Linked DNA regions of Homo sapiens: region 1 is linked to region 2. Evidence: chromatin loops called from intact Hi-C (ENCODE). Cell type or tissue: endothelial cell of umbilical vein. All regions are shown on one strand. Links, peaks and the distances in the headings refer to the core of each region. The heading gives the core; the rest is flanking DNA.

Region 1 (15,191 bases), core at 1-8,000, 580 kb after region 2:
ATCACAGAAAATGCATAGTAATCTTAACATTTTACTTTGTTTCAGGCATCAGTAAGTGTATTCCATTAAATATTTTGTTTAATCTTTATGCAATTATTATGAGGTAAGTACCAACACTGCCTGCATTTTAAAGACGAGGACACATAAAAATGTGGGCACATAATTTGCCTTAATGTTCCCCAGCCTTGAGAAGTAAAAGTAGATTTGAACCCAGTTCTGTCTGTTCCTCATGCCTGTGCTCTTAACTATTGCACTATTTTATCCTCCCCTAGGGTATCTTAGAAAATGCTGATCTCTCCTCCCTGTGTGCTACAGAGTGCTCAGTAGCTCCTTGATACTTGCTCTCACTTGGGATACAGCAATGTCTAATAGACTCAGAATGTTTCAAGCAACTGCCTGCCCGCTGTGTGCTGGGCACTAGTATTGCTAACACATAAGCACTGCACTTGAGAGGATGTTTAACTATAATATTCTCAGAAAGAGGCCAAAATCATGTTAATTTAAGACACTAAATTAATAATTAAATTTAAACTAAGTTAAATTCAAATTATTGAATTAATACAATTTAATAATAACCCTATGATATTTCTTTATTTTAATGGATTTAAATTTCTCCTAAAATTCACAGGATACCTAAGCCAGTAAGAGTTGTTTTTGTTTTTTTTCTTCCTATGTGACACTTTAGTAATGGACCCACAGAGAAGCGAACAACTCCCCACGGTTTCAGTGTTCATGCTTTTGGCTTCTCGCCATTTGGCAGAAATAGGAAATTATACCTTTTGAAAACTAAAAGCCATATAGCTACCAACATCTTCGTTAATAACTCTTTAGTTTGGAAATGAATCTCCTTATAACTCAAACAAAGCAATACATTTATTCACAGAGAGGTATTTCTCATAGCATTTGATAAAATTATTTTAATTCTAGCTAGACTTAGAATTGAAGTAAGCTTCTCATACTAGAAAACTGGATTTGGCCATAAATACTGGGCTCCCTTGTGCCATTTCCCCCACATTGGTAGCTGAGTTCCAGTAAAATCCATCCACCAGACTGGAAGAGGAAATACTACTCATTTATTGATTTAAATAAGATAGAACTAAAATAGGGTAGTTCATATTTTATTCTATGATCTCATACCCAATATAACAGAACCAAGATGAAATAAAATCACTTACCTGACAATAGTAATACAAAGATTATTTTTCCATACATCCTGAGATCATGAGCTGGTTCCTGAAGTTAGTGCAAAAAAACTACCAAAGACAACTGCAAGTGTCAGTGTCTGACCTTAGCCTGCTAGCTGTTATCTTCCAGGCCCACCTTCCTGCGGCCATCATCAGCTGATAGGCAGGGGAGGCATTTTAAATGATGCAAGTTGTTAAGCGCCTGTTAATAAAGATACATGGATATCTTGGGGCTATGAAAGTGGTAAGTAAAATTTTCACTGCAAGGAACAGGTTGCTACTTGTGATATTAACTTTGCATCAGTTAAGTGGGCATGGTAAGGTGGTAGACAGGAGCCACCCAACTGGACAAAGAACTGGACTGTGAATCTCTGAGGCCAGGGCACGTGCCAGGCTGAGGTAGCTGTTGTGGAGCCATGGACCTTCTCATTTCTAATGTCAAGACCCAGTGGTCCAAATGAAAGTGACTTCCTATATGTGAAATGAATGTATTTGAGAAATTTAAATCATTTGAGTGTTCTGAGGTTCTGAAAGACTCCCAAACTCATGGTGAGCCACACAGCAATGTAAGAGACATGAGATGCAACAGATCTTTCAGTGAAAAGAGAGTTTGAACTGAAGAGCTAGTACTGCGCAGCTATGAAACCAGTGAGCTGTTTCTGTCTGAAATATACCTTGCTAAGTAAGCATAAATGAATACCAAGACAATAAATGCAAACAGTCAGAAACAAAACCCAACAAACCAAAAACCTTATGAGTAAAGTAGGTTAAAATGAAAGGTATGAAAATGCGAGGAAGCTCAATTTTAAAGGCAGACAGAACAAAAAATATAAATTAGGTCTGAAATGGTTCAACAGAAGGTGACTGGATACTCCATCTAAATCATCTTACTTCCTGTAAGATTTTTGTGAAAGTCTTTCCTGCCTGACCCAGAAAATCAATTTGCTATGTGAGCAATTTGCCACATATAACATACATACATATTTACCCAAAGTGTGGTTTAAAAAAATCATTTATGAAGCTAATGTTTGCAGCTTCAGGAAACTGGGCGACAGAGAAAAAAAATTATTTACTGGAGAAAGATGGAGATAAGTATCAGCAGAGCATCCCAGAGAGGGAGGAGCCTGAGAATGAGGGACTAGTGGATGGAGGCAGCGGAGATGCAGACTTGGGGAGGATGGAAGAATGAATGACACAGAGGGGGTAATCTGAGCAGCAGGACAAGAATCCAGAATGCCTCTTAAGGCCCTGCCAATTCATGTAAAACAACTGCAGCAAATTTTATTAAAAAGTTAAAATTAAACAATACATAATAAATTAATACCTTCTATAAATTCAGTGTTTGTTATGGCTGGATATCAGGTTGAGTTGCAGGAATTGTGCTCAAGAGTCAGCCAAGTAAAGGAAATGTTGTTGATATTCATATAAGCAGTAAGAATTATTTCACACAATTTTATATTGACAAAGGGAGAGCGATTAGCATGAGTCTTAAAAATGCTATTTCTGAAAATGGGTAAATAAATGTCACTATTCTTACGATGGACTATTAGAGCAACTATTAAAATCATGTTTTCAAAAATAAAGATATGGAGACTCAGGATAAAATGGATAAGTGGAAAACAGCAAGATCTGAAAATTGTATATACACAAATAAAATCCTATTGGATTCTTTTTTTCCTGGGTTGTGCTATCTTCACCTGGAATACACCTACTCTTTTAAGTGGCCTCCAATTCTGCTTGGGGTCTCAATTGAATAGTACTTCCTCCACAAAGCCTTCCCTGACTTCCTGTCTTTGTCAGGTGCCCCTGCTCTATACTTGTGTGGTTTCATCTTCTTCTCTTATCATAGGACTTATTACACTACATTGCAATCATTGTGTCTCTACTGGACTACAGTTTTTAAGTGGGCACACCCTATGACTATTTTATTTACCAATGAGTGCTTGGGGCACACTTGACAATAAATATTTCTCAAATCAATAAATGACAAATAAATATTGCAGTGCAGAGGAAAGCAACTTCTCACAGGCAGTCCTGGGTGTATAGGCTGATCATTTTTTATATATCCTGCGGGTAACCTATGTCATGTCCTAGCTTCAGGTTCCCTCCAGTATGGAGGTCCATTGCTAAGGCAGGAAGGGGAAAACGAAAAGGAAACTCAGCCTAAAATTCAGCTTTCATACCTCCTTCAGCCTGGACTGGTCAGAGTCTGAGAGTGCTTTCTCTTCCATGACCTCCCACTTTCCTTTCCTGCAGAATCACATCGTTAGCAATTCTCTAAACTCCTGTAGTGCTTACACATGCCTGTTTATTAACACCTGTCTCAGGTTGTTGTGAACAATCTGTTGCTTTGTATTTGTGGGTCCTGTCTCTGTTGTTCTGTTTCCAGCATCTGGCACAATGCCCTATAGAGTACCTGGCCCTATTAAAGTAAGTCAAAACCTGGAGGGTTCTCAATGAGGAAATCAGAGGTCAGATTCAGCACCTCACACAAGGTGTGAGGAAGCAGAGCCATATAGTGCCCTCTAGTGGCGTATCTGCACAATGGAAGGAAAAAATGTGAGCCCTGAAAATGCAACAGAAAAAAATATACGTCAGATTACATATTTCTTTTTCAGGCATTCCCTAATCTTCTTTAATTTTTTCAAAAATATTTTTACTGAAGTACACATTCAGAATTATCATAAAATTCTACCTATGAGCTATATCATGCAAATTATTAGATAAATCCACATCTTTTAAGAATTTTGACTCTTTGCATAAAATAAAACAAGTACTTTTGAGGCATTTGATCAAACATAAAAAACTTATCCAATTTTCTTGATACTACATGTCTTTAGGCTATTTTTTGAATTGCCTGAGTCATTTCTATGACGTAGTTAAGAAGGATGAAGTTCAATGTTATAATCTAGGAAAGGCAACTTGGATCGATCAACACAAACTTATACCTTGCTTGTTTCATGACAGAGAACCATTCATTTTTGTCAATTACTTACCTCTCAACTATTTCAGGCTTAGATTATTCCTGAAGATGGTTGCATGCTAGTCTGATCTGCCAGTGGAGAAGTGTGCTTTTCATGTTTTGCATGGAGGAGTGGAGAACAGGGGAGGGGCAGGAAAGTGGAGGCACAGTGGTTTATACTACTAGCCTCCGTGGTACCTCGTTGCCTTAGAATTGTCCAGCCTGCTTTGCCAGAGTAATCTAAGAACTTTCCCTGACCTTTGTTAGTTTATCATTTCAAAATTTTTTTAAATAAAAAAACAACTACAAGGTAAGATAAATCTAACGCTCAAAATAACCCTGTTAGAGAGACAGAACAGATATTAGCATTCTTATTTTATATATGAGCAAACTATGGAATGGAAAAGAGATTATGGGTGTATTACCTGATTTGATTTGCCCTAAGTGTTTTTTAAACGTATGGATTTAGCTGCCAACATTTAAAAAGAAGGTATATTTTAATTAAAATCAGGAATTGATTTAATTAAAAATTTGGCTCCTCTTACAGGAAGATCTGGCAAGAGTTAGCATGCAGGTCTACATTGTGACAATCCATGAGAGCTAAGGACTGGCTGTCTCTTGGGACAAATAGGCTTTCTTGAGTCTGGTAAGTGCTCCACCTGATGCTTGCTTCCATTTCTTAGATTAGGTTTTACTGTGGTAAGGCCTCAAAATCTCAGTGTCTTGCAGCAACACTGGTTCATTTCCTGCTCACATTACATTTGGTCTATGATGGTGACAAGTTCCAGGATCAAGACTGAAGGAGCCACCTCCGTTTGGAATATGCTGTTCTTGTTGCAAACTGGGGGAAAAAGGCCAAATAAGGAATGGCTTTTAATGCTTCCTCTCAGACATGGTATGTGTTATTTTTTTTTCTCACATTCTATTAACCAAAGTAAATCAGTGGCCAAGCTGACCTCAATGGGACAAGTAAATATAATTCTTCCAAATGGAAGTCCTGCAAGTCATAGTTCAATGGTGAGGATATATAAAACACTTACAGGAAGGGCCCTAATAATTGGGAGCAAAAACGCAATCCATCACATGCATTTATACTCTTTCTAAGCTTTTGGCATTTGGGTTTGGAAATCTAATTTATTTAGGAGTCTTCTTCAACACCTTCTAGTGATGAGATTTCTTTAATCCAATTTTCAGTTTCCTTTCTTTAAAATTATAATGAGATGTGATGTGTGTTGAAGAAACCCCAGAAGTGAGAAACTCTCATCACTACAATGGTGACGTAGACAGTGATTAACTGTTCCCAGTTGCCTCTAAGTCCATTGTGCTATACTGCTGGAATCAGGAATCATACATGATCTTTCTGCTGAGAATTGATAGGTCCAGCTTGTTCTACATCCAAATAATAATTCAACACATGATTTGTGAGCACCTACTGGGCACTGTGCCAAGTGTGGAAGATACAACCTTCAGTAACTCAAGTTTCCCTTCAGGAACTGACAGCTTAATTGGGAAACAAATTAAGAAGGCAACTGCATTATGGAGTGTCAAGTGGATGATAGTAGTAAGCAAAGGGTGTTATAAGAGTACATAAGAGGGGTACCTAACTCAGACTTGGGGTTCTGGAAAGGTTTTCCAGAGCAAGCAATGAGACCTAAAGGATGAGTAGACAAGTCACGGGAGAATTAAGAACATTTTAAGCAGAGAAAGCAGCATGAGCAATGGTCTGATATCAAGAAAGAGAGAGATAGTGCAAGAGTACACAATGTAGTAGTTTTCAAAACTGTTTGAAATTTTAATCTCACATTTGTTCTTTTCAATGTCTAGGATATCAATTCATTCTGCCGTTTACCTTTGTAAACATGAATTTAGCCCTGTTTCTCTATATGAATACTAGCGGAAGTATATTGATAAAAGAAAAGGAACAAATATGTAGTCATTTCTAAGATTTATTTTTATTAAAATGTAACACTCACAAACTGTAAGTGTATAACTCATATATATATATACACACACATATACACACACACACATACATGAGTATATGTGTGAAACTGTCACTCAAATCAAGACATAGAACATTTCAGATGTATTCCAGAGATCATGGTGGATGGGAGGCAGGACTGGATTGCAGCTCCCACTTGGACAGACAAAGCAGCGTGTGGAGGCTTGTATCATGAACTTTGACTGCAGGAATAAATCAGGAAAGCTGAGAGAACCCACAGACCCTCTGAAGGAAGTGAATTGCTCCTGCAGGTCTCAGGAGACACCCCAAATGCTGTGGGAGCCCAAACTGCAAACTGTGGAAGTGGGAAAGGGGAATAGTCAGCTCCTGAACACACATCCTCACTGGGGAACCTAAAGGTCTAGATCACAGGAGAAGATTTTGACCTTACTTGGAGCTGAGTCAATTTAGAGAGCCAAGTGACATACACTGCTAGAGAAAGCAGCGCGAAAAGCCCTGTGGGCTCACAGGGTTCCCTAGCTATCCATTTCTGCCTTGCCTCTCAGGGGTCCTTGAGGAGGGCTACCAGAGGCACTGGGAAATGGTCACAAAGAGAAGGAAACTTCCAGCTGAACTTTGTAACAATTTGAACAGATTGAGAAGTCTCCTGGCCAGAACCTGGGGGAGGGCATGAATCCAGTGTGCAGACTCCACAGGTGGGGAAGTACCAAAGCCCTACTTGCTTTTGCAGCTGGGAGGCTGGTAGCCTGGGGCAAATTCTCAGCCCTGCTCACCCACTGCCTTGAAACAGACTCAGTGCTGTTGTAGGGGCTATGGTGGGAGTGAGACCAGCCCTTCGGGTTATGTGGGAGCTGGGTGAGGCCTGTGACTTCAACTTCCCTGACAACCTGCATGGGATAAAAATCAGGGATAAAAATCACTACAGCTCTGCCCTCAGGAAGCCACATCCCTGGGAAAAGTGGGAGAGTACTACATCAAGGGAACACCCCGTGGGACAAAAGAATCTGAACAACAGCCTTGAGCCCTAGACTTTCCCTCTGACAGAGCCTACCCAAAGGAGAAGGAACCAGAAAGCCAACTCTGGTAATATGACAAAACAAGGTTTTTTAACACCCCCCCAAAATCTCACTAGCTCACCAGCAATGGATCCAAATGAAGAAGAAATCCCTGATTTACGTGGAAAAGAATTCAGAAGGTTAGTTATTAAGCTAATCAAGGAGGTACCAAAAAAGGCAAAGCCCAATTTAAGGAAGTGAAAAAAAAAAGATAAAATGATACAAGAAATGAGGGGAGAAATTTTCAATTAAATAGATAGCATAAATAACAATCAAAACTTCAGGAAAAAATGGGTGCACTTATAGAAATGCAAAATGCTCTGGAAAGTCTCAGCAATAGATTCCAACAAGCAAAAGAAAGAACTTCAGAGCTCGAAGACGAGGTTTTCAAATTAACCCAAACCAACAAAGACAAAGAAAAAAGAATAAGAAAATACAAGCAAAGCCTGCAAGAAATCTGGGATTATGTTAAACAACCAAACTAAGAATTATCAGCCTTCTTGAGGAAGAAGAGAAATCTAAGTTTGGAAAACATATTTTGGGGAATAATCAAGGAAAACTTCCCGGCCTTGCTAGAGACCTAGACATCCAAATACAAGTTCAAAGAACACCTGGGAAATACATTGCAAAAAGTCATTGCCTAGGCATATTGTCATCAGGTTATCTAAAGTTAAGATGAGGGAAAGAATCTTAAGAGCTGTGAGGTAAAAGGATGACTTAACCTATAAAGGAAAACCTATCAGATTAACAGCAGATTTCTCAGCAGAAACTCTATAGACTAGAAGGGATTTTGGCCCTGTCTTCAGCCTCCTTAAACAAAATAATTATCAGCCAAGAATTTGTATCCACCGAAACTAAGCTTCATAAATGGAGGAAAGATACAGTCTTTTTCAGACAAACAAATGCTGAGAGAATTTGGCACTACCAAGCCAGCACTACAGGAACTGCTAAAAGGAGCTATAAATGTTGAAAGAAATTCTGGAACAACATTAAAACAGAGCCTCTTTAAAGAGTAAATATTACAGGACCTATACAACAACAACAACAAACAAACAACAACAACTAAAAAACAAGGTATACAGGCAAGAAATAGCACAATGAATGGAATGGTACCTCATATCTCGATACTAACATTGAATATAAATGGCCTAAATGCTCCACTTAAAAGATACAGAATTAAAGAATGGATAAGAATTCATAAAGCAACTATCTGCTCCCTCCATGAGACTCAACTGACACATAAGGACTCACATAAACTTAAGGTAAAGGGGTAGAAAGAGACATTCAACGCAAATGCAACCAGAAGCAAGCAGGAGTAGCTTTTCTTTTATTTTTTTTTAATTTTATTATTATTGTACTTTAAATTTTAGGGTACATGTGCACAACGTGCAGGTTTGTTACATATGTATACATGTGCCATGTTGGTGTGCTGCACCCATTTACTCATCATTTAGCATGAGGTATATCTCCTAATGCTATCCCTCCCCGCTCCCCCCACACCACAGCAGTCCCTGGTGTGTGATGTTCCCCTTCCTGTGTCCATGTGTTCTCATTGTTCAATTCCCACCTATGAGTGAGAACAAGTGGTGTTTGGTTTTTTGTCCTTGCGATAGTTTGCTGAGAATGATGGTTTCCAGTTTTATCCATGTCCCTACAAAGGACATGAGCTCATCATTTTTTTATGGCTGCATAGTATTCCATGGTGTATATGTGCCACATTTTCTTAATCCAGTCTATCATTGTTGGACATTTGGGTTGGTTCCAAGTCTTTGCTATTGTGAATAGTGATGCAATAAACATACGTGTGCATGTGTCTTTATAGCAGCATGATTTGTAATCGTTTGGGTATATACCCAGTAATGGGATGGCTGGGTCATATGGTATCTCTAGTTCTATATCCCTGAGGAATCGCCACACTGACTTTCACAATGGTTGAACTAGTTTACAGTCCCACCAACAGTGTAAAAGGGTTCCTATTTCTCCACATCCTCTCCAGCACCTGTTGTTTCCTGACTTTTTAATGATTGCCATTCTAACTGGTGTGAGATCATATCTCATTGTGGTTTTGATTTGCATTTCTCTGATGGCCAGTGATGATGAGCATTTTTTCATGTGTCTGTTGGCTGCATAAATGTCTTCTTTTGAGAAGTGTCTGTTCATATCCTTTGCCCACTTTTTGATGGGGTTGTTTTTTTCTTGTAAATTTGTTTGAGTTCATTGTAGATTCTGGATATTAGCCCTTTGTCAGATGAGTAGGTTGTAAACATTTTCTCCCATTTTGTAGGTTGCCTGTTCACTCTGATGGTAGTTTCTTTTGCTGTGCAGAAGCTCTTTAGTTTAATTAGATCCCATTTGTCAATTTTGGCTTTTGTTGCCATTGCTTTTGGTGTTTTAGACATGAAGTCCTTGCCCATGCCTATGTCCTGAATGGTATTGCCTAGGTTTTCTTCTAGGGTTTTTATGGTTTCAGGTCTAACATTTAAGTCTTTAATCCATCTTGAATTAATTTTTGTATAAGGTGTAAGGAAGGGATCCAGTTTCAGGTTTCTCCATATGGCTAGCCAGTTTTCCCAGCACCATTTATTAAATAGGGAATCCTTTCCCCATTTCTTGTTTTTGTCAGGTTTGTCAAAGATCAGATAGTTGTAGATATGCGGCATTATTTCTGAGGGCTCTGTTCTGTTCCATTGGTCTATATCTCTGTTTTGGTACCAGTACCATGCTGTTTTGGTTACTGTAGCCTTGTAGTATAGTTTGCAGTCAGGTAGCGTGATGCCTCCAGCTTTGTTCTTTTGGCTTAGGATTGACTTGGCAATGCAGGCTCTTTTTGGTTTCATATGAACTTTAAAGTAGTTTTATCCAATTCTGTGAGGAAAGTCATTGGTAGCTTGATGGGGATGGCATTGAATCTATAAATTACCTTGGGCAGTATGGCCATTTTCATGATATTGATTCTTCCTACCCATGAGCATGGAATGTTCTTCCATTTGTTTGTATCCTCTTTTATTTCCTTGAGCAGTGGTTTGTAGTTCTCCTTGAAGAGGTCCTTCACCTCCCTTGTAAGTTGGATTCCTAGGTATTTTATTCTCTTTTCAGCAATTGTGAATGGGAGTTCACTCATGATTTGGCTCTCTGTTTGTCTGTTATTCGTGTATAAGAATGCTTGTGATTTTCGCACATTGATTTTGTATCCTGAGACTTTGCTGAAGTTGCTTATCAGCTTAAGGAGATTTTAGGCTGAGACGATGGGGTTTTCTAGATATATACACATGTCATCTGCAAACAGGGACAATTTGACTTCCTAATTCAATGCCCTTTATTTCCTTCTCCTGCCTGATTGCCCTGGCCAGAACTTCCAACACTATGTTGAATAGGAGTGGTGAGAGAGGGCATCCCTGTCTTGTGCCAGTTTTCAAAGGGAATGCTTCCAGTTTTTGTCCATTCAGTATGATATTGGCTGTGGGTTTGTCATAGATAGCTCTTATTTTGAGATGTGTCCCATCAATACCTAATTTATTGAGAGTTTTCAGCATGAAGGGTTGTTGAATTTTGTCAAAGGCCTTTTCTGCATCTATTGAGATAATCATGTAGTTTTTGTCTTTGGTTCTGTTTATATGCTGGATTACGTTTATTGATTTTTGTATGTTGAACCAGCCTTGCATCCCAGAGATGAAGCCCACTTGATCATGGCGGATAAGCTTTTTGATGTACTGCTGGATTCGGTTTGCCAGTATTTTATTGAGGATTTTTGCATCAATGTTCATCAAGGATATTGGTCTAAAATTCTCTTTTTTTGTTGTGTCTCTGCCAGGCTTTGGTATCAGGATGATGCTGGCCTCATAAAATGAGTTAGGGAGGATTCCCTCTTTTTCTATTGATTGGAATAGTTTCAGAAGTAAAGGTACCAGCTCCTCCTCGTATCTCTGGTAGAATTTGGCTGTGAATCCATGTGGTCCTGGACTCTTTTTGGTTGGTAAGCTATTAATTATTGCCTCAATTTCAGAGCCTGTTATTGGTCTATTCAGAGATTCAAATTCCTGGTTTAGTCTTGGGACGGTGTATGTGTGGAGGAATTTATCCATTTCTTCTAGATTTTCTAGTTTATTTGTGTAGAGGTGTTTATAGTATTCTCTGATGGTAGTTTGTATTTCTGTGGGATCGGTGGTGATATCCCGTCATTTTTTATTGCGTCTATTTGATTCTTCTCTCTTTTCTTCTTTATTAGTCTTGCTAGCAGTCTATCAATTTTGTTGATCTTTTCAAAGAGCCAGCTCCTGGATTCATTGATTTTTTTGAAGGGTTTTTTGTGTCTCTGTCTCCTTCAGTTCTGCTCTGATCTTAGTTATTTCTTGCCTTCTGCTAGCTTTTGAATGTGTTTGCTCTTGCTTCTCTAGTTCTTTGAATTGTGATGTTAGGGGGTCAATTTTAGATCTTTCCTGCTCTCTCTTGTGGGCATTTAGAGCTATAAATTTCCCTCTACACACTGTTTTAAATGTGTCCCAGAGATTCTGGTATGTTGTGTGTTTGTTCTCGTTGGATTCAAAGAACATCTTTATTTCTGCCTTCATTTTGTTATGTACCCAGTAGTCATTCAGGAGCAGGTTGTTCAGTTTCCATGTAGTTGAGCAGTTTTGAGTGAGTTTCTTAATCCTGAGTTCTAGTTTGATTGCACTGTGGTCTGAGAGACAGTTTGTTATAATTTCTGTTCTTTACATTTGCTGAGGAGAGCTTTACTTCCAACTATGTGGTCAATTTTGGAATAGGTGTGGTGTGGTGCTGAAAAGAATGTATATTCTGTTGATTTGGGGTGGAGACTTCTGTAGATGTCTATTAGGTCCACTTGGTGCAGAGCTGAGTTCAATCCATGGATATCCTTGTTAACTTTCTGTCTTGTTGATCTGTCTAATGTTGACAGTGGGGTGTTGAAGTCTCCCATTATTATTGTGTGGGAGTCTAAGTCTCTTTGTAGGTCACTCAGGACTTGCTTTATGAATCTGGGTGCTCCTGTATTGGGTGCATATATATTTAGGATAGTTAGCTCTTCTTATTGAATTGATCCCTTTACCATTATGTAATGGCCTTCTTTGTCTCTTTTGATCTTTGTTGGTTTAAAGTCTGTTTTATCCGAGACTAGGATTGCAACACCTGCCTTTTTTTGTTTTCCATTTGCTTGGTAGATCTTCCTCCATCCCTTTATTTTGAGCCCATGTGTGTCTCTTCATGTGAGATGGGTTTCCTGAATACAACACACTGATTTGTCTTGACTATCCATTTTGCCAGTCTGTGTCTTTTAATTGGGGCATTTAGCCCATTTACATTTAAGGTTAATATTGTTATGTGTGAATTCGATCCTGTCATTATGATGTTAGCTGGTTATTTTGCTCATTAGTTGATGCAGTTTCTTCCTAGCCTTGATGGTCTTTACAATTTGGCATGTTTTTGCAGTGGCTGGTACTGGTTGTTCCTTTCCATGTTTAGTGCTTCCTTCAGGATCTCTTTTAGGGCAGGCCTGGTGGTGACAAAATCTTTCAGCGTTTGCTTGTCTGTATAGTATTTTATTTCTCCTCCACTTATGAAGCTTAGTTTGGCTGGATATGAAATTCTGGGTTGAAAATTCTTTTCTTTAAGAATGTTGAATATGGGCCCCCACTCTTTTCTGGCTTGTAGAGTTTCTGCCGATAGATCCACTGTTAGTCTGATGGGCTTCCCTTTGTGGGTAACCTGACCTTTCTCTCTGGCTGCCCTTAACATTTTTTCCATCATTTCAACTTTGGTGAATCTGACAATTATGTGTCTTGGAGTTGCTCTTCTCAAGGAGTATTTTTGTGGCGTTCTCTGTATTTCCTGAATTTGAATGTTGGCCTGCCTTGCTAGATTGGGGAAGTTCTCCTGGATAATATCCTGCAGCGTGTTTTCCAACTTGGTTCCATTCTCCCCGTCATTTTCAGGTACACCAATCAGACGCAGATTTGGTCTTTTCACTTAGTCCCATATTTCTTGGAGGCTTTGTTTGTTTCTTTTTATTCTTTTTTCTCTAAACTTCTCTTCTTACTTCATTTCACTCATTTCATCTTCCATTGCTGATACCCGTTCTTCCAGTTGATTGCATCAGCTACTGTGGCTTGTGCATTCGTCACATAGTTCTCGTGCCTTGGTTTTCAGATCCATCAGGTCCTTTAAGGACTTCTCTGCATTGGTTATTTTGGTTATCCATTCGTCTAATTTTTTTTCACGGTTTTTAACTTCTTTGCCATTGGTTTGAACTTCCTCCTTTAGCTCAGAGTAGTTTGATCTTCTGAAGCCTTCTTCTCTCAACTCATCAAAGTCATTCTCCATCCAGCTTTGTTCCGTTGCTGGTGAGGAGCTGCGTTCCTTTGGAGGAGGAGAGACACTCTGATTTTTAGAGTTTCCAGTTTATCTGCTTTGTTTTTTCCCCATCTTTGTGGTTTTATCTACCTTTGGTCTTTGATGATGGTGATGTACAGATGGGATTTTGGTGTGGATGTCCTTTCTGTTTGTTAGTTTTCCTTCTAACAGTCAGGACCCTCAGCTGCAGGTCTGTTGGAGTTTGCTGGAGGTCCACCCCAGACCCTGTTTGCCTGGGTATCAGCAGCAGTGGCTGCAGAACAGCAGATATTGGTGTACTGCAAATGCTGCTGCCTGATCGTTCCTCTGGAAGTTTTGTCTCAGAGGAGTACCCGGCCGTGTGAGGTGTCAGTCCGCCTCTACTGGGGGATGCCTCCCAGTTAGGCTACTCAGGGGTCAGGGACCCACTTGAGGAGGCAGTCTGTCAGTTCTCAGATCTCAAGCTGCGTGCTGGGAGAACCACTACTCTCTTCAAAGCTGTCAGACAGGGACATTTAAGTCTGCAGAGGTTACTGCTGCCTTTTGTTTGTCTGTGCCCTGCCTCCAGAGGTGGAGTCTACAGAGGCAGTCAGGCCTCCTTGAGCTGTGGTGGGCTCTACCCAGTTCGAGCTTCCCGGCCACTTTGTTTACCTACTCAAGCCTCAGCAATGGCGGGCACCCCCCCACCCCCAGCCTCACTGCCGCCTTGCAGTTTGATGTCAGACTGCTGTGCTAGCAATGAGCGAGGCTCTGTGGGCGTAGGACCCTCTGAGCCATGTGCGGGATATAATCTCCTGGTGTGCCGTTTGTTAAGCCCATTGGAAAAGCGCAGTATTAGGGTGGGAGTGACCCAATTTTCCAGGTGCAATCTGTCACCCCTTTCTTTGACTAGGAAAGGGAATTCCCTGACCCCTTGTGCTTCCCGGGTGAGGCAATGCCTCGCCCTGCTTCAGCTCACGCACGGTGCGCTGCACCCACTGTCCTGCACCCACTGTCTGGCACTCCCCAGTGAGATGAACCTGGTACCTCAGTTGGAAATGCAGAAATCACCCGTCTTCTGCCTCGCTCACGCTGGGAGCTGTAGACTGGAGCTGTTCTTGTTCGGCCATCTTGGCTCCACCCAATCCTACACTTTCTACAAGGCTGAATGGATGCACTTTCTCTTTTAGATCATGTTCCTTCTTAAAAGTGTATTTTTGAGTGTACATACTTTGATAGCCCAGCTTTGCCATTCAGGCACAGACTATTCCATCTAATAATAAGATAAAATTGATATTTCTGTGCAGATACTGGATATTTTTGCTGACTTTTGCAAATTAGCTTTTTTCTTTTGCCCTGCTAACTTCACGTATTACTTCTAGTAGTTGTTTTTTGTATTTTCTATAATTGTTATGTAAGCAATCATATAATCTGAAAATAGAGACAGTTTTACTTCTTTCTTTCTTATTTTTATGAACTTACATATTCTTTTTTCAAGGTAGCCTTTGATATTTTACATCTTTGAGGCGGGATGTAGAGATGCACTTTCACCTATTAGTTTTAGAATCAGGTTGTTAATTTCCACCAAAAGAATGTCCTGGAATTGCATTAAATCCTTAAATCTTTTGGGGAGGAATTGAAACCTTAACAGTATTGCATTTTCCAATCCATGAACACAGTATCTGACTCTATTTGTTTGGTTC
Region 2 (16,315 bases), core at 4,168-12,167:
TGTAGTTTTTAGCTCCCACAAATAAGTGAGAACATGCCAAGTTTGTCTTTCTGTGTCTGGCTTATTTCACTTAATAAACTCCAGTTCCATCCATGTTGCTGCAAATTACAGGGTCTCATTGCTTATGGTTGAATAGTATTCTATTGTGTATACATACCATGTTTTCTTTATCCATTTATCTGTTGATGGACACTTAGGTTGCTTCCAAATCATGGCTACTGTGAATAGTGCTGCAGTAAACATGGGAGTGCACATATCTCTTTGATATACTGACTTTCTTTTGGGTGTAAACCTAGGAGTAGGGTAACTCTTATCTGTAGTTTTTTGAGGAACCTTCAAACTGCTTCCACAGTGATTGTACTAATTTGCGTTCCCACCAAAAGTGTATGAGGGTTTCCTTTTCTCCACATTCTTGTCAGGATTTGTTATTGCCTGACTTTTGGATAAAAGCCATTTTATCTGGGATGAGATGTTATCTCATTGTAGTTTTGATTGCATTTCTCTGATGATCAGTGATACTGAACAGCTTTTAATATGCTTGTTTGCCATTTGTATGTCTTCCTTTGAGAATCATCTGTTCAGATCTTTTGCCTATTTTTAAATCGGACTGTTAGGATTTTTTTCAGTAGAGTTGTTTGAGCTCTTACATATTCTGGTTATTTATTAATCCTTTGACAAATGGGTAGTTTGCAAATATTTTCTTCCATTCTGTGGGATGTCTCTTCACTTTGCTGTTTCCTCTGCTGTGCAGAAGCTTTTTAACTTAATGTGATCCCATTTGTCCATTTTTGCTTTGGTTGCCTGTGGGGTATTATTCAAGAAATCTTTGCCCAGTCCAGTGTTCTGGAGAGTTTTCCCAATGTTTTCTTGTAGTTTCACAGTTTGAGGACTTAAAGTCTTTAATACATTTTGATTTGATTTTTTTATATAGTTAGGGATACAGGTCAAGTTTCATTCTTCTGTGTATGGATATCCAATTTTCCCATTACCATTTATTGAAGAGACTGTCCTTTCTCCAGTGTATGTTCTTGGTAGCTTTGTCAAAAATGAGTTCCATGTAGATGTATGGACTTTACGGACTTATCTCTGGGTTCTCTGTTCTTTTCCACTGTTGCACTGATCTATGTATCTGTTTCTATACCAGCACCATGCTGTTTTGGTTACTATAGCTCGGTACTATAAGTTAAGTCAGGTAATGTGATTCTTCCAGTTTTATTCTTTTTGCTTAGGGTGGCTTTGGCTATTTCTGGGTGTTCTGTGGGTCCATATAAATTTTAGTATTTTTTTTTCTATTTCAGTGAAGAATGTCATGGGTATTTTGATAAGGATTGCATTGAATCTGTGGATTGCTTTGGGTAGTATGGACATTTTAACAATATTGAATTTGCTAATCCATGAACATGGAATATCTATTTTTTTGTGTCTTCAGTTTCTTACATCAGTGTTTTATAGTTTATCTTAGAGATCTTTCGCTTCTTTGATTAATTCCTGGGTATTTTATTTCACGTGTAATTACTGTAAATGGGATTACTTTTTATTTTTCACATTCTTCACTGTTGGCATAGAAATGCTACTGTTTGTTGTATGTTGATTTTGTATCCTGCAGTGTCACTGAATTTGTTTATGAGTTCTAATAGTTTTTTGATGGAGTCTTTAGGTTTTTCCAAATGTAAGATTATGTCATTTACAAATAGGGCAATTTGACTTCTTTGTTTCCGATTTAGATGTCCTTTCTTTCTTTCTCTCGTCTGATTGCTGTAGCTAGGACTTCCTTGAAATACTTAAAAAGTACAAATTTAGCTTGACTGGGTTGTGTGGGAAAAATCACTTCTTGATGATATGGTAGTCCTTAATATGGGGCTTCGTGAAAATCAGGAAAGTATGTCTCGTAAATGTCAAGTGTGTACACATCTCATTGAGAATACAAGTTATAATTTTAGAATAATTTAAGAAACATTGGAAAAGCAGTGGTATTATGACTTTTACTGTTAGTCTCTAAGCTTTGATTATTTCAGTGATGTTTTAGCAATGTGAAGGCAAACACTTAAAGGGAAAAAATGTTATTTAATAATAGTTAATTTAATAAAAAATGGTTAATTTATAAAGTCATGAATAAATGAGTATCTCTGGATAATATTTGGTACTTATGTAACTGCCTTTTAAAAACTCAAGTGTTTCTTACTATTTTGGGAAGCTTGCATTTATTTGATATTGATCTACTACTGTTAATTGTGCATTAGTTTTATAACGTCATTATTAACATTAACATTTTTTATTCTGTAAGTAAAATAAGTAGGTAAGATTATTTGGAGGCTTTATAGTTTGCTTTGAAAGATTTATATAGCCTGGGGGAAAAGTCTCATACCTATTACTTTGTAGTAGTTGTTATTACTAAAGTGTTATAATGTGTCTGCAACTATATTTCATGTTTATATTAGTCTTGTGAAAAGTAATCCTTCTGTCTGTTTGTAGACACAGAAACGTAAAATGGATGGCGCACCTGATGGTCGAGGAAGAAAAAAGAAGCTGAAACTATGAATATGTTTTTGTTTCATAATCACTAACTTTAAACCAGTAGTTCTTTAATTTACGGGTCTTCATAAGATGTACTGTACAATGCTCAATTGTTATGTCATTTAAAGACATCAGGTTCATCTGTTTACTGAGCTAGAAACATAGTATGTAGTTTCACTTTTTTAAATGCAACAGCTGTGCTGAAATTTTTTTATCATTAACACTTGAAGTAATAAAATAGGCTTCATTTATTACTAAGTGTTTCATTTGATTTATTTTTCTATTGTAGTTCCATTTGTGAAGATTGTGACTTTTTGTTTATTAGCTATAATTTCTACACTTGTAAGGCTTAAAAACAAGTTAAAAAGAAAATTGCAAATAACATTTGTCCCTTTCAGTCTTCACCTAGTTGTGTAATTATTTTAATTCACTTTGCCTTTGCAGAAATTTGGGTATTTTCTTTGTAGTGCTATTGAGTCTCATCTGGAAAGATTATATAAATTGCATTCTCCTTGCTTATGTGGGTAGAATGGGAAAAGAAGGCAAGACAAAGTATACTTAAATTCTATGCATATTTCTGTTATGCTTTCTGTTTTTTTTAGTTGATTCTGAAATGAATATGCCCTATTCTTTTGAAAGAATGGCCTTTTAGTTGTATAGCCAAAGACATTTAGTATTTTCCGGTTCCTTAAGGTATTACTGTACCATTTTGTAAAAGGAATATTATTATTATTATTTTTAATTATTTGGTAAATATTTTGTCATATGACCTTCTGAAGCAGCCACAACTTAGATAATGTCAGAACTAAGGTGATTTTTTTTTTTTAATTTTGAAAGCCCAGCCAAAATGAGGTGTGAATTTGTCATACTGTTACATTGAAATTGGTAACAAAATATATCCCCTCCCATTTGGACTTTTAGGGTAAATGAAAATTTTATTGTATTTTAAAGTAGTTTCTAAGTGTTAGCAAGACTGACTATAATTCCAGTTTCTGTTTTCTATGGACAGACCTGATAAACTGGAGACCCTAAAGCAGGAATACCCAAATTATAGTGTCAGGATTTTAGCTGTACCAGAGGCCTTTATGTGCTACACATAATTTGTATAAAATTTTATATGTGCAGATTGGGTACATAAACAGTTCTCCATTTTTCTAAGGGAATGCAATAAATGTAGCATCGTGAATAAATATAACTTTTATAATCCGTAAAGTGGTCTTTTCTTTCCATTTCTTTAATTGTTTTCTCAATTTTTATTCACTTTTTCCTTTAGGACACATTTCCCTTAATTGGATATCTTTCCCTTAAATTTCTATTAGTAGTTGTTTTCATCTGCCCACATGTAATTGAAGATTTAAAAAAAAAATTTTGATACCTGCAGTATTACTAATACTGCTTAATTTCTTGAAATGTGGAATTGCTGCTGTTAATGTCAAGCAAAACGCAGTATTTATGGCAAATTGTAAAGTAATTTGAATTTAGTGCTACCTCAAAATTAACTTTTTAAATACTATGTTAGATTCTTAACAGTTAAAGGTCTAATACATGCATGAGGAATGGTTACTTATGAAAGGAAAAAGAATTTGTAAGAGTTATCACCTCAGTTTGGAAGAAATTGAAAAAATGTAAGGCTGAAGAAAACTTACGGAGGTCACAAAAGTGATGTTTTCAAGAGGAGGAGAAACTGGGAGGGAGATACACAGTGGAAATGCAAAATGAATCAAGTATAGTGGTAGCCCTGAGAGCTTAGGGACTCAAATGGAAACTGTGTGAAGGGAAACTCACTTGAAAAAAAAGCATGAACCAGCTAGGCCCTGCCACCACTGTGTTTGGCCAAGTTCACAAATCTGTTTTAACCTGTCACTTCCCTGTCACTTCTCTGGCTTTCCTCTCCCGCTAAGCTTTTGTTTCCTGGCAGTAATTAAAATCTTCTGTCAGTGCCACAGCTACTACTGCTACTGGAACTGCCTTAACCACTACTGCTACTGGAACTGCCTTAGCCACCTTGGTATCGTGGTTTGGCAAAGTATTGGCCTCTACCACCATAGGGCCCAGAGCTTCTGCCTCCAAAGTTTCCTCCCTTCATGGGTCCAAAATTTGAAGACTGATTGTTGTCATTGCCAAAATCATTGTAGCTTTTACCACCTCCAAAATTGCTTCAATCATTACCAAATCTATTATAGCAATCCCCACTGCCACCATATCCATCACCACCACCATGGCTGCCACCAAAGCCACCACGATCACAGAACTTGATGACTGTATTTGTGACTAATTGTATAATAGTTTCTGTTCTGTGGAAAGTAAAGCATTCCAACACAGGGTTTCAGTGTAGATTGTTTTGTTTTGTACCCATGCTGTTGATTGCTAAATGTTTTAATAATCTGATCATGATACTGAATAAATGTCTTTTTTTTTTTTTAACAACAAAGCATGAAAGATTGCTTAATTGTACATCTGACAAAGTGCTGGAGGCTATTATAAAGTGTAATTATTACTACTTTTAAGAGACAGGGTCTTGCTCTGTCACCCAGGCTGGAGTGCAGTGGTGCAATCACAGCTCACTGCAACCTCAAACTTCAGGGCTCAAGTGATCCTCCCACCTCAGCTTCCCAAGTAGCTAGGACTACAGATACCACGCCCAGCTAAGTTTTTTTAGTTTTTGTAGAGATAGGGCCTTGCTATGTTGCCCAGTCCGGTCTCAAACGCCGACTTCAGGCAATCCTCTTGCGTCAACCTCTCAAAGTGCTGGGATTACATGTGTAAGCCTACATTCCAAAGTGCTGGGATCATAGTTGTGAGCCTACACCACACCTGGCCTACATTTTGTTTTTCATAAAGTTGAGAGAAGCAAATCCTAAGCATAGAGTACAAGTTGAGCATCCCTAATCAAAAAATCTAAAATCAGAAATGCTCCATAATTTGAATGCTCATTAGGGCATTTCTGATTTTTGGATTAGGGATGCTGAACTGATAAGTATAATGCAAGTATTCTAAAGTCTGGAAAATGCTAAAAACACTTCTGGTTCCAGGCATTTCAGATAAGGATTGCTCCATCTGCCCTTTGAGTATTTAATATATGCCGATTGTTTGAACTAATCTGGATTTAATTATATAAATGATTATATAAATGATCTTTGGCTTAGTACCTTTCTTAATCTCGATCTTAAAAAGCATTGTAAAACACCCCTGTGGTTTTTCAGAAAAATTCTGAGTAAAAAATAAATTTCATCTTGTTCTATCCCTTTGAATCTAAAAAACAAATCTTTTTGAAAGGATGTGCTACTATATTTCAAACCAGTAGTTTTGGAGTAGAACATTGCTAAAAAAATGGGTACTAAGGAGGGTAATTTAAACAAAGTAGATTAATGACACAAGGTGGATTGATGAACTCATAAATCCAAATGAATGGAATGCTAGAAGACATGTATTAACGGAGTAGCTGTTACCAAAATATATACATATTTTGTATATGTACATAGCTGTTACCAAAATGTATCTTTGCCTGTTGGAATCTGATGTCAAGATCAAAGGTGAGGGCATCCCTCAGATGACAGATAATGGGCAAAATACATTCTTGGTGTGGAGCAGTGCTGCAGAATTAACTTCGCTGTGTACATCCCAGAATCGTTTTGGATCTGTTAAGGTTTTTATTAGAATGATTAAATAGGCTTTTGCAGCATTAACTTTACAGTAGTTACCAGAAAAGACTATGCTACAAGAACCAAAATTGAAGTAAGAAGAAAAAGACTGAAATGATATGATTCTAAATGAAAAAAATGAAGAAGTGGAATAGTTTCTCCACAGGCATAAGAGGCAAAGCATTGTTTCAGAAGTGGACTGGCACCTCACCTGAGATACTCAAGACTGGCAACATGGGTCTACATTCTTTGTTACCACAGATTCCCTTGTGTCCGGAGAGATTCCCTAGCTCTAATGACAGCTTTTTTGGGGGGTAATGAGGCTATGAGAAGATTGAGGATCTAGGTACTTGCCTTTAACTCTACAGCATACAAGGTGTGTGGCTCTTATCTCTAGGACACCAATATTTAATGTTGCATATCATGTATCTCCAGTACAAGAAGAAAGTTTATCAGAATTTAGTTAATGTTGGAAACTTTGTAATATAAACAATGTAAACACTACATTGACAAAAATATTTTATTAATACAAAGAATATGCATATAGTTTGCTTACTACAGAAATTCTTGTTTTTGATGTAGACAACCCAAAGGAGTTTTTATGTATATAGATTGTGAATAAATTGGGAAAAGAAATAGAGATAAGTAGAGATTATTTCACTTCATTAAACTTTTGAAGTCCTAATTTAGTTCATGTGATTATTTGTAAACTTTTCTTTATTAGTCTTCCTCAATCATTGAAGAACCCAGGATTCAAATACAATACTTAATGGAAACACTTTTTCATCCCAAACTAAATCCTGCCCTGAAAGCCGAATTCACTATGAAATCTGAGATGAAACTCCAAGGCTATTATGCTGGCCAGTGGAAGGTTGGTTCACCCCTCTTGAGGTGACATTAGGGTGGTCTGCAGACATCACTGGAGTGGACAAAGAGATGCCTGGGTGGTTGGGGAAAGGACAGATCATAGACAACAGTAGCCTCTTTCTAGAGCTCAGTTGCAATAAATACCACAGTTACTCATCAGACACATTGGCAGTTCTACTTATTCCCATGTTTCAAAACTAGAGAATTCTAGCAAGGACTAAGCACTGCTTCTGTAGACCATCGGTATTTCTCCATGGCTGTTTGAATTTTTGTCAAAGCTTCTGTGTCTCATGCACACTAGTGACTTTTGAGACAGAGTCTTGCTCTGTCACCCAGGTTGGAGTGCAGTGGTGCGATCTAGGCTCACTGCAACCTCTGCCACCCAGGTTCAAGCAATTCTCCTGGCTCAGCCTTCCGGATAGCTGGGACTACAGGCATGCACCACACCTGGCTAATTACTGTATTTTTAGTAGAGACAGGGTTTCACCATATTGGCCAGGCTGGTCTCGAACTCCTGGCCTCAAATGATCTGCCTGCCTCCGCCTCCCAAATGTTGAGATTACAGGTGTGAGCCACTGCATCTGGCCTGATGCAGATTGATAATTTCTTGAGTGAGGCAGTGCTGTTGCCTAGTAGCAAGGCTTAGCTGGGTGAGACATTACTAGCTGCCTTCAGAAGCGGATCTCTGCCCTGAAGTTTACCAGCCTGCTTTCCTTGATGCCCATGCTGGCTGGGTGTAGGGATCCTGAGTGGAGGGAAAAAGAAGAATAGATGATACAGATTTGCTGTGCAAAGGCGGAGTTCTTACTGGCTCTTCCTCACAAACAGGCTGGTGATTAGCTGACTTTCAGATTCCCTTCTGGGAGGTGGCAAGGGGCCATCTGGTCATCCTAGCTTTGCAAGGAGTAACTTTTTTTTTTTTCATTTTATATGCCCTTTAATCCCAGTAGATGGATAGGTTTGCTTTCTTAGTATGCTTTCCAGTTGTAGAAAGGTCTTTTCTCTGGGTATTGGCTTTCCCCCAGCCTCCTATTTTTTGCGCTCCCCCTCCTCCCCAGCCACCTCTTTCCCTGGGAGCCAACTTGATAAAAGTAATGGCACAAGTCTTGCAGAATACTCCTACCAATCTAAATGCTGCAGACGCCACAGTGCTTTTTTCTCACCCTTAATAGTCGTAAGATAAGTTAGAGGGAGCTCCTTCAAGAGTACGCTGAGTTTAGTTTCTTCACAGCAGGAACTAATCTTTAAAAAAAATTATCATTGGGCTCCTTATTGTAACTGGACAGTACTGGAACTGGGTGGGTGCTTGATAAGAGAATGAATAGTTTAGGTAGTTACAATGAAACCACAGGCACCTGTAGAGGTCTCCCCAGGCTCACCTTGACGCTCTGATTGGCGGCTGCAGACCCCATCCGCGAGATGGCAGTGTTAGGAACAAAGGTGAGCTGCCCACTGCAGGTCAAACGCTGCCGGCTACCAGCTGCAGCTGGGAGTGAAAGACTAGAATACAGAAAGGCGCAGGCAGTCACGTAGGACTAGGCCGGGTTTAACACCCGAACAGTGGTGCTAGAAGGTCAGAGTCTTCTACGTACATGTTGGAAACATCCTTGATTGTCTAGCACCAAGACTTTTAAACACAGGGGGACAAATCATCACTTTGGGTATTTGTAATTGTTCGTCAGTTCAAATCTCTTGGTTTTAAAAAAATACTTTCCCTCTGCGCGACTGGCGCGTCACGTCGCGCGCGACCAGTCCGCAGGGCTCCTCCCGCGCTGCTGATAGGCCCGCAGACGGCGGCCCAGCAGAGGAGCGGAAAGCATGGTCCGGGGGGCGGCGGACGCCTGGTAGGCGCTCGGGCCGTTGTTGTGGGGCTGCGCGCTGGCGCTGCAGGGCGGGATGCTGTACCCAAGAGAGAGGCCGTCGCGGGAGCGGAAGAAGCTGGACCGCCTCTGGAGCTTCCGCGCCGACTTCTTCGACAAACTGTGCCTTGGCTTCTAGGAGTAGTGGTATCGGCGTCTGCTGCGAGAGTCGGGCTCCACCATGGACATACCGGTTCCCTCCAGCTTCAACGACGTTGGCCAGGACTGGCGGCTGCGGCATTTTGTAGACCAGATGTGGTACGAACGGGAGGTGACCTTCCTGGAGCAATGGACCCAGGACCTGCACACAAGAGTGGTACTGAGGATTGTCAGTGCCCACTCCTATGCCATCGTGTGGGTGAATGGGGTCGACGCGCTAGAGCATGAGGGATCTACCTCCCCTTTGACACCGACATCAGTAGCCTGTTCCAGGTGGGGCCCCTGCCCTCCCGCCTCCGCATCACTATCACCATCGGCAACATGCTCATCTCCTCCACCCTGCCACCAGGGAGCATCCTCGACATGGCCGACACCTCCACGTGGGTACCATCCTGCTTCCACCGCAGACACCCACCTTCCTGTCCCACCCCGTGGGGCATTACATTAGGGTAATTACATTAGGTAAGTCACATATCAGTGACTTACAAATTTTGTAAGTAATTAAGAAATTTTCAATAAGTGTGGAGCTGAATATTTACATGAGCCCTTCAAAAACTGATAGTTAATGGAATAAATGAAAATAACAGGAGAGACTTTGTTGAAAGAAGACAAAATAGTCAAGGAAGTGATAGAGGATACAAAAGAAAGATGAAAACTTACATTCATTTAATGTCTAACCGTGTGCCAAAAGACAATATTATTATTTAGTTTTCATAACCACAACATTTGGTGGATATGATTGCTTCCATTATATAGGTTAGGAAAGTAAAGCTTAGGGGTTTGTGAACCCACTAGTTTAAAGTTGTGTAGCCAATAGGTGGTTGAGTGAGAATTCAAAACTGGAACAGATTTGCTTGATCCAGAATGGTATAACTTTATTGTCCATGCATTGTCTTCTACATTTTACTGCCTGTAAAGTGGGAGTCAGTTATGGGAGGAGACCCAGAATGTCACAGGTTTTGAAAGCTGCTGTGGAAAATTTGGAAGGAGGCATTGGATTTAATGACTGATACAGGTCAGTGCAGATTGACCTTGGAGAGAACAGTTTTCTTCAGTGGCATGGTAGTGTTCAAAACAGGATCTGATGGTAAAGAAAATGTAGAACCAGTGTGTGTAGACTCCTTGATGGAAAAGTTTATTTGTAAAATATCAGAGGAAAATTATAATATAGATTTGTCCATTCAAACCCCAAAGTCCAGATTCTTACTGCAATATTTGATGTAGCCAATATACAGCAGTTGAGTTCAATTTTGGCCCCTGTTTATGTGTATGCTAAAGAAAAATAACAATCCTAAGCCTATGCCACTTAAACAAGAGGATGTGATTATACTATGAAACACTTGTGACCATAGGAATATAGCAGTGCTAAGGCAAAATAGGTCTTAACTTGACTTTTCCTGTCATTTGCTGCCATTGTTTGCCAAAGGTCTAGCACCTATCTTCAGAGGAAAGTCAAGAAATTAGTGCTCAGATGGTGGGATGAATTCCTGAATTATTGTTGGCTCTAGTAGTTTCTTCAGATCAATTTTATAGTTTCTTTAGAACTAGAAAATTAGGTCTCAGAATGGCAGTTGGCCACCCAATGTGTATAATACAATTACTCAACCAGCTGCTTGAAAGCAAGGGGCAACAGAGAAGTCAGCTACTGGCTCAGGCAACAGGAAATTTGATGATACTCCTTGGTCAAATCCTTCATTTAACATACATTTATATAGAACCTTTCTGTATCAGGCACCATTCTAGGTACCACAGATAAAACAATAAAGAGAACTGACAAAACCTCAGCCTTCATGGAGTTTATATGCTAACACATATGCATAAACAAACACATATAAAAATCCAGAAAGTCGTTACTGCTGTGAAGACAAACAACACAGAGTAAGCAGATACTGATGTTGGGTTGTTGCCTTAAGGTGGTCAGCAAAGTTGTTTCCGGGGAAATGACATTTGGATGAAAAACTGAATAATGTAAGAGAGTTAACCATCAAACATCTGTGTGAAGATCTTTAGGAGGAGTGGGGGAACCGCAAGTGCAAAAGCCCTGTGATGGGAAAGTGCTTGTTATGTTTGAAGAACAGCAGTAAGACACCATGGCTGGAGTGTAGTGGGGGAGGGAGAGAGAGGTGGTAAATAATAATGGAGACTTAGTTAGGGCCACATCATGTAAATAGAGCTTTTACAGTCTTGTAGACAAGAAATATGTTTTGATTTTTCCCTAAGTCCACAAAATAGTTTGTGATAGAAAGCCATCGAAAGATTGAAAACAGGGGAGTATTATTTGTAACCTCAGTTGCTGTTCCATGCAGGCATAGGAAAGAATAATGCTTCCTTGCTCCATATCTATTGCTGAAACAGTTCTCCATGATCTCTTTAGTCTGAGGACAAATGACATTTTTCTGGTTACAAGACAGAGGGGATATGCCATCCTAGGCATTGAGATTGGGAAATATCAAGCATGCATGTGACTGCCAAGTATTAAACCCCATTTTCTGATGACCACTAGGGTTCCAGGTATCAGCCCATAAAGTGAGCTTTTTCTGAGAAGAACGAAAGATGGCAGGTAGAAATGATTGAGCTGGTAAAGAAGACTGAGGCTTATTGTTAAGGTCTGGGGCCTAAAAATGTCAGGGTTCAAAGTGATCAATTTGGAAAATAAAGAGATTTGGACCCTCCTCTGAAATCAGGGAGTAGTGAATATGTGGAGTCAGAAAGTAACTGCAAATTCTGGAGAAACTGTGGAAGCAGCATTTTGTAGGAGGGTGGGGGAAACAACACCCTCAACTAGTATTTCTACCTTCTGGTAAATCTATTACTTTAACTTTACCTCTGCCAGTCAATAAAACTTTTTCATGTTTTGGTACATTTAAAAAATACTTTTCCTCTTTCTATTACTTAAATTTCACATTAGAGGTTGATGTGGGCACCCAATGACAGCGTGTACGGGCACATTTTTCTACTGTGTGGTTAACTCTGCTTGGTATCTGACTTGTTAACAGATCTTCTTGCTGGATACATATCTCTAGGAACAGAATTAATCTTTTTTCCATTTTAGAGGCCAGAAAACCCATGAAGAAAGGTAATAAGAAATTTGATTCCTGGTTATATTATAAATTATTGAAGGTAATTCTTCAAGGCAGCCTCTCCCTTCACAAGCCCAGAGGTCTAGGAGGAAAGAATGATTTTGGGAACCAAGCCTGGGGCCCCCCATTACCCTGTACAGAGTCAGGACACTGTTCCCCGAATCCTAGCTGCTTTGGCTCCAGCCTCAGCTCAGAGGGCCCCAGATACTGCTTGGGCAACTGCTCTAGAGGGCACAAGCCATAAGCCTTGTAGGTTTCCACATGGTGTTAGTTCTGCAGGCAGGCAGAAGGCAAGAGTGGTGGAGCCTTGGCAACTTTCCTCTAGATTGCAGAGGATATAGTGGAAAGACTGGGTGCCCAGGAAAAAGCCTGCTGCAGGAGTGGAGGCCCTGTAGAAAGTCTCGATAGGGCAGTGCTGAGGTGAAATATGAGATTGAAGCCCCCCATGGAGAGTCCTCACCGAGGCACTGCCTAGTGGAGCTGTAGGAACAGGCCACTGCCTTCCAGATCCCAGAGTGGAAGAGCCAGCTTATACCTTCAGCCTTGAAAAGCCACAGGCATTCGACTCCAACCCATGAGGGCAGCCATGTGAGCTGCACCCAGCAGAGTCATAGGGGTCTGACTGTCCAAGACCTTGGGAGCACACCCCTCGTACCAGTGTGGCCTGGATGTGGGACATGGAGTCATGGGAGATTATTTTGGAGCTTTAAGATTTAATGTCTGCCCTACTGGGTTGCAGATTTCTGTGGGGCCTGTTGCCCCTTATTTTTGGCCTATTTCTCCATTTTGAAGTGGAAATGTTTATCAGTCTTTATTTCATCATTGTATCTTGGAAGAACATAACTTGTTTTCTTTTTTTTTTTGATTTTTCAAGGTAATATTCTCAATATTATTTATTATTTATTGATAGCACATGACTTCAAGAGAGTTAACACATTTGAGTTTAAAAAATGATTTGCTTGTAAGTAAAAAATAGAATGTAACATACAGAATAGAAATCTATATAGAGAAAATCATATACAGTAAAGATAATTGAATTAGTTTAAAAAGGCACATAATGAATAACAAGTACTACTTTTTAAAAGAATGTTTATGCTTTTGGTTAAATATAGTGAATGTATTTTTATTACTTTTCCAGAATTATGAATAAATAATTATACCCCATCATATTTATCATTTTCTAAAATTATGTTTTATATTCTAAAATAATTTTTATGTCAGGCAATTCTGTCTTTCTATACCTTTCTATACAATTCTGTCTTTCTATAAATATTCTTCCAGGCTGTATTTCACTTTGTGCCTTGTGTTTTCACCTAAATGTTGAGGGAAGAAAATTATTTTTTGGCAAATAACCATTTTCCTCCAGGTTTTTAATCTAAAGGTGGTTATATGCTAAAGACAATATGATATTAAGAAAGCAGAATGTGTCATGTTCTTACTCAAATGCTAAACCTTTTCTTAATGGAAAGAAAATATATAAACTAAATATGTTGTTTCTGAGACCTGAAGATTATAACTTTTTAAATGTATTTCAGTCTAAAAGGTTAGGATCCCATGTATAAACATGGCAGTGCATAAGACACAACTGAGAGGCGAACTGCTATACTATACAGAATTGTTAGCATTTCTTGTGGCTCGTGTATGTTTCAGAAAAAGATCAGTAAGTTACCACACTTTTCTTGCAAAATTGTATATAAATTAACCTGATATCCTTTTATACCAAATCGTGGTTACTAAATATTGCTATTCTGTAAAAGTGCCTAAGAATCATTATTTTCAACACTAACACCCCGGAAACAGTAAGAGAAACCTGAAAGTGGTAGGAAAGAATGAAAGGCCTTATTAGTCATCTAAATTATAAGTTTTCTTTTATGTTGTTAATATGGACATGGTAATTATAACTCAGTATCTTCTTGGGGTCCCTGACTCATTGTTCTTCACTCACTCTTATTAGGACCTCTGGAAGATATAATTTATCCTATTTAAGTGAGCAGGATTTTCCCCTCTAGACATACTTTATAAGCATTTTCTCATTAGAAAACCACATGTGCTATAACAGTAGTTTGATTTGCTCTTTACAATATCAACAGATACTACTTGTTTCTGTTTGTTTTTTGTTTTTGTAGAGACAGGGTTTCATCATGGTGATCAGGCTTGTCTCGAACTCCTGACCTCGTGATCCACCCACCTTGGCCTCCCACAGTGCTGGGATTACAGGTGTGAGCCACCATGCTCAGCCTGTTTTTTTTTTTTTTTATTTCAATAGTTTTGGAGGAACAGGTGCTGGTTGGTTGGATGAAAAAGTTCTTTGGTGATGATTTCTGAGATTTTTGTGCACCTGTCACCCAAGCAGTGTACACTGTACCCAATGTGTACTCTTTTATCCCTCACCACCCCCGCAACCCTTCCCCCAAGTCCCCAGAGTCCATTATGTCACTCTTATATATGCCTTTGCATCCTCGTAGCTTAGCTCTCATTTACAACATACGAACATACGATGTTTGTTTTTCCATTCCTGAGTTACTTCACTTAGAATTATGGTCTCTTTCCAGGTTGCTGTGAATGCCATTATTTCATTCCTTTTTATGGCTGAGTAGCATTCCATGGTATCTATATACCACATTTTCTTTATCCACTCATTGGTTGATGGGCATTTAGGCTAGTTCCATATTTTTGCAGTTGTGAATTGTGCTGCTATAAACATGCATGTGCAAGTGTCTTTTTCATATAATGATTTCTTTTCCTCTAAGTAGATACCCAAGACTGGGATTGCTGGATCAAACAGCAGTTCTACTTTTCACCACATCCACACCAACATCTGTTATTTTTTGATTTTTTAATTATGGCCATTCTTGTGGGAGTAAGGTGGTATCGCATTGTGGTTTTGATTTGCATTTGCCTGATCATTAGTGATGCTGAACAATTTTTCCGATGTTGGCCATTTGCATGTCTTCTTTTGAGAATTGTCTATTCATATCCTTAGTCCACTCTTTGATAGGAGTATTTGTCTTTTTTCCCTTGGGGCTGTCTGTTTACTCTGCTATTTCTTTTGCTGTGCAGAAGTTTTTTAGTTTAATTAGGTCCTGCCTATTTATCTTTCTATTTGTTGCATTTGCTTTTGGGATCTTGGCTTAAGCCAATGTCTAGAAGAGTTTTTCGATGTATTTTCTAGAATTTTTATGATTTCAGGTCTTAGATTTAAGTTCTTTTTTTTTTCTTGAGATGGAGTCTCGCTCTGTCACCCAGGCTGGAGTGCAGTGGCGCGATCTCTGCTCGCTGCAAGCTCCACCTCCCAGATTCATGCCATTCTCCTGCCTCAGCCTCCCTAGTAGCTGGGACTACAGGCACCTGCCACCATGCCCAGCTAATTTTTTGGATTTTTTAGTAGAGACGGGGTTTCACTGTGTTAGCCAGGATGGTCTCGATCTCCTGACCTCGTGATCCGCCTGCCTTGGCCTCCCAAAGTGCTGGGATTACAGGCGTGAGACACCACAGCTGGCCAGATTTAAGTTCTTGATCAATCTTGAGTTAATTTTTGCATAAGGTGAGAGATAAGGATCCAGTTTCATTCTCCTACTTGTGGCTTGCTAATTATCCTAGCACCATTTGTTGAATAGGGTGTCCTTTCCCCACTTTATGTTTTTGTTTGCTTTGTCGAAGATCAGTTGGCTGTAAGTATTTGGCTTTATTTCTGGGTTCTCTATTCCATTCCACTGGTCTATGAGCCTATTTTTATACCACTACCATGCTGTTTTGGTAACTATAGCCTTGTACTATAGTTTGAAATCAGGTAATGTGATACCTCCAGATCTGTTCTTTTTGCTTAGTCTTGCTTTGGCTATGTGGGCTCTTTTTTGGTTCCATATGAATTTTAGGATTGTTTTTTGTAGTTCTGTGAAGAATGATGATGGTATTTCTATGGGAATTGCATTGAATTTGTAAATTGCTTTCGGCAGTATGGTTATTTTCACAATATTGATTCTTCAAATCCATGAGCATGGAATGTGTTTCCATTTGTTTGTATCATCCACAATTTCTTTTAGCAGTGTTTTGTAGTTTTTCCTCGTAGAGATCTTTCATCTCCTTGGTAGGTATATTCCTAAGTATTTTATTTTATTTTTTTTGTGGCTGTTGTAAAGGGGGTTGAGTTCTTGATTTGATTCTCAGCTTGGTCATTGTTGGTGTATAGCAGTGG

What was found. Peaks named below come from ENCODE experiments on the same cell type or tissue, not always from the same donor. Only the 100,000 strongest peaks of a DNase experiment are listed, where the experiment ranks them.
Region 1: it touches region 2 in a loop (20-fold over the local background); 6 of 110 quality-filtered maps call a loop at or near these places.

Annotation. Positions count from the first base shown.
Region 1 is chr4:144,139,424-144,154,614 of GRCh38, forward strand. GYPA (glycophorin A (MNS blood group)) reads right to left here and starts at 1,295. Exons shown (of 7, transcript NM_002099.8): 1 at 1,176-1,295. The coding sequence starts at 1,212. LOC105377460 (a long non-coding RNA gene) reads left to right here. Exons shown (of 11, transcript XR_002959803.2): 9 at 4,694-4,792. In endothelial cell of umbilical vein, for the core only: a CTCF peak has its summit at 3,715 (motif pointing left); no DNase peak of the experiment used is centred there.
Region 2 is chr4:143,550,647-143,566,961 of GRCh38, forward strand. SMARCA5 (SNF2 related chromatin remodeling ATPase 5) reads left to right here. Exons shown (of 24, transcript NM_003601.4): 24 at 2,473-6,840. The coding sequence ends at 2,538. It also overlaps the pseudogene GUSBP5. Among named protein-coding and RNA genes, the nearest start is that of SMARCA5-AS1, 44 kb to the left of the region's middle. RefSeq lists enhancers at 8,568-8,727, 8,738-8,847, 8,978-9,077. In endothelial cell of umbilical vein, for the core only: a CTCF peak has its summit at 8,394 (motif pointing right); a DNase peak (open chromatin) is centred at 8,585; H3K4me3 peaks cover 1,062 bases; H3K27ac peaks cover 430 bases.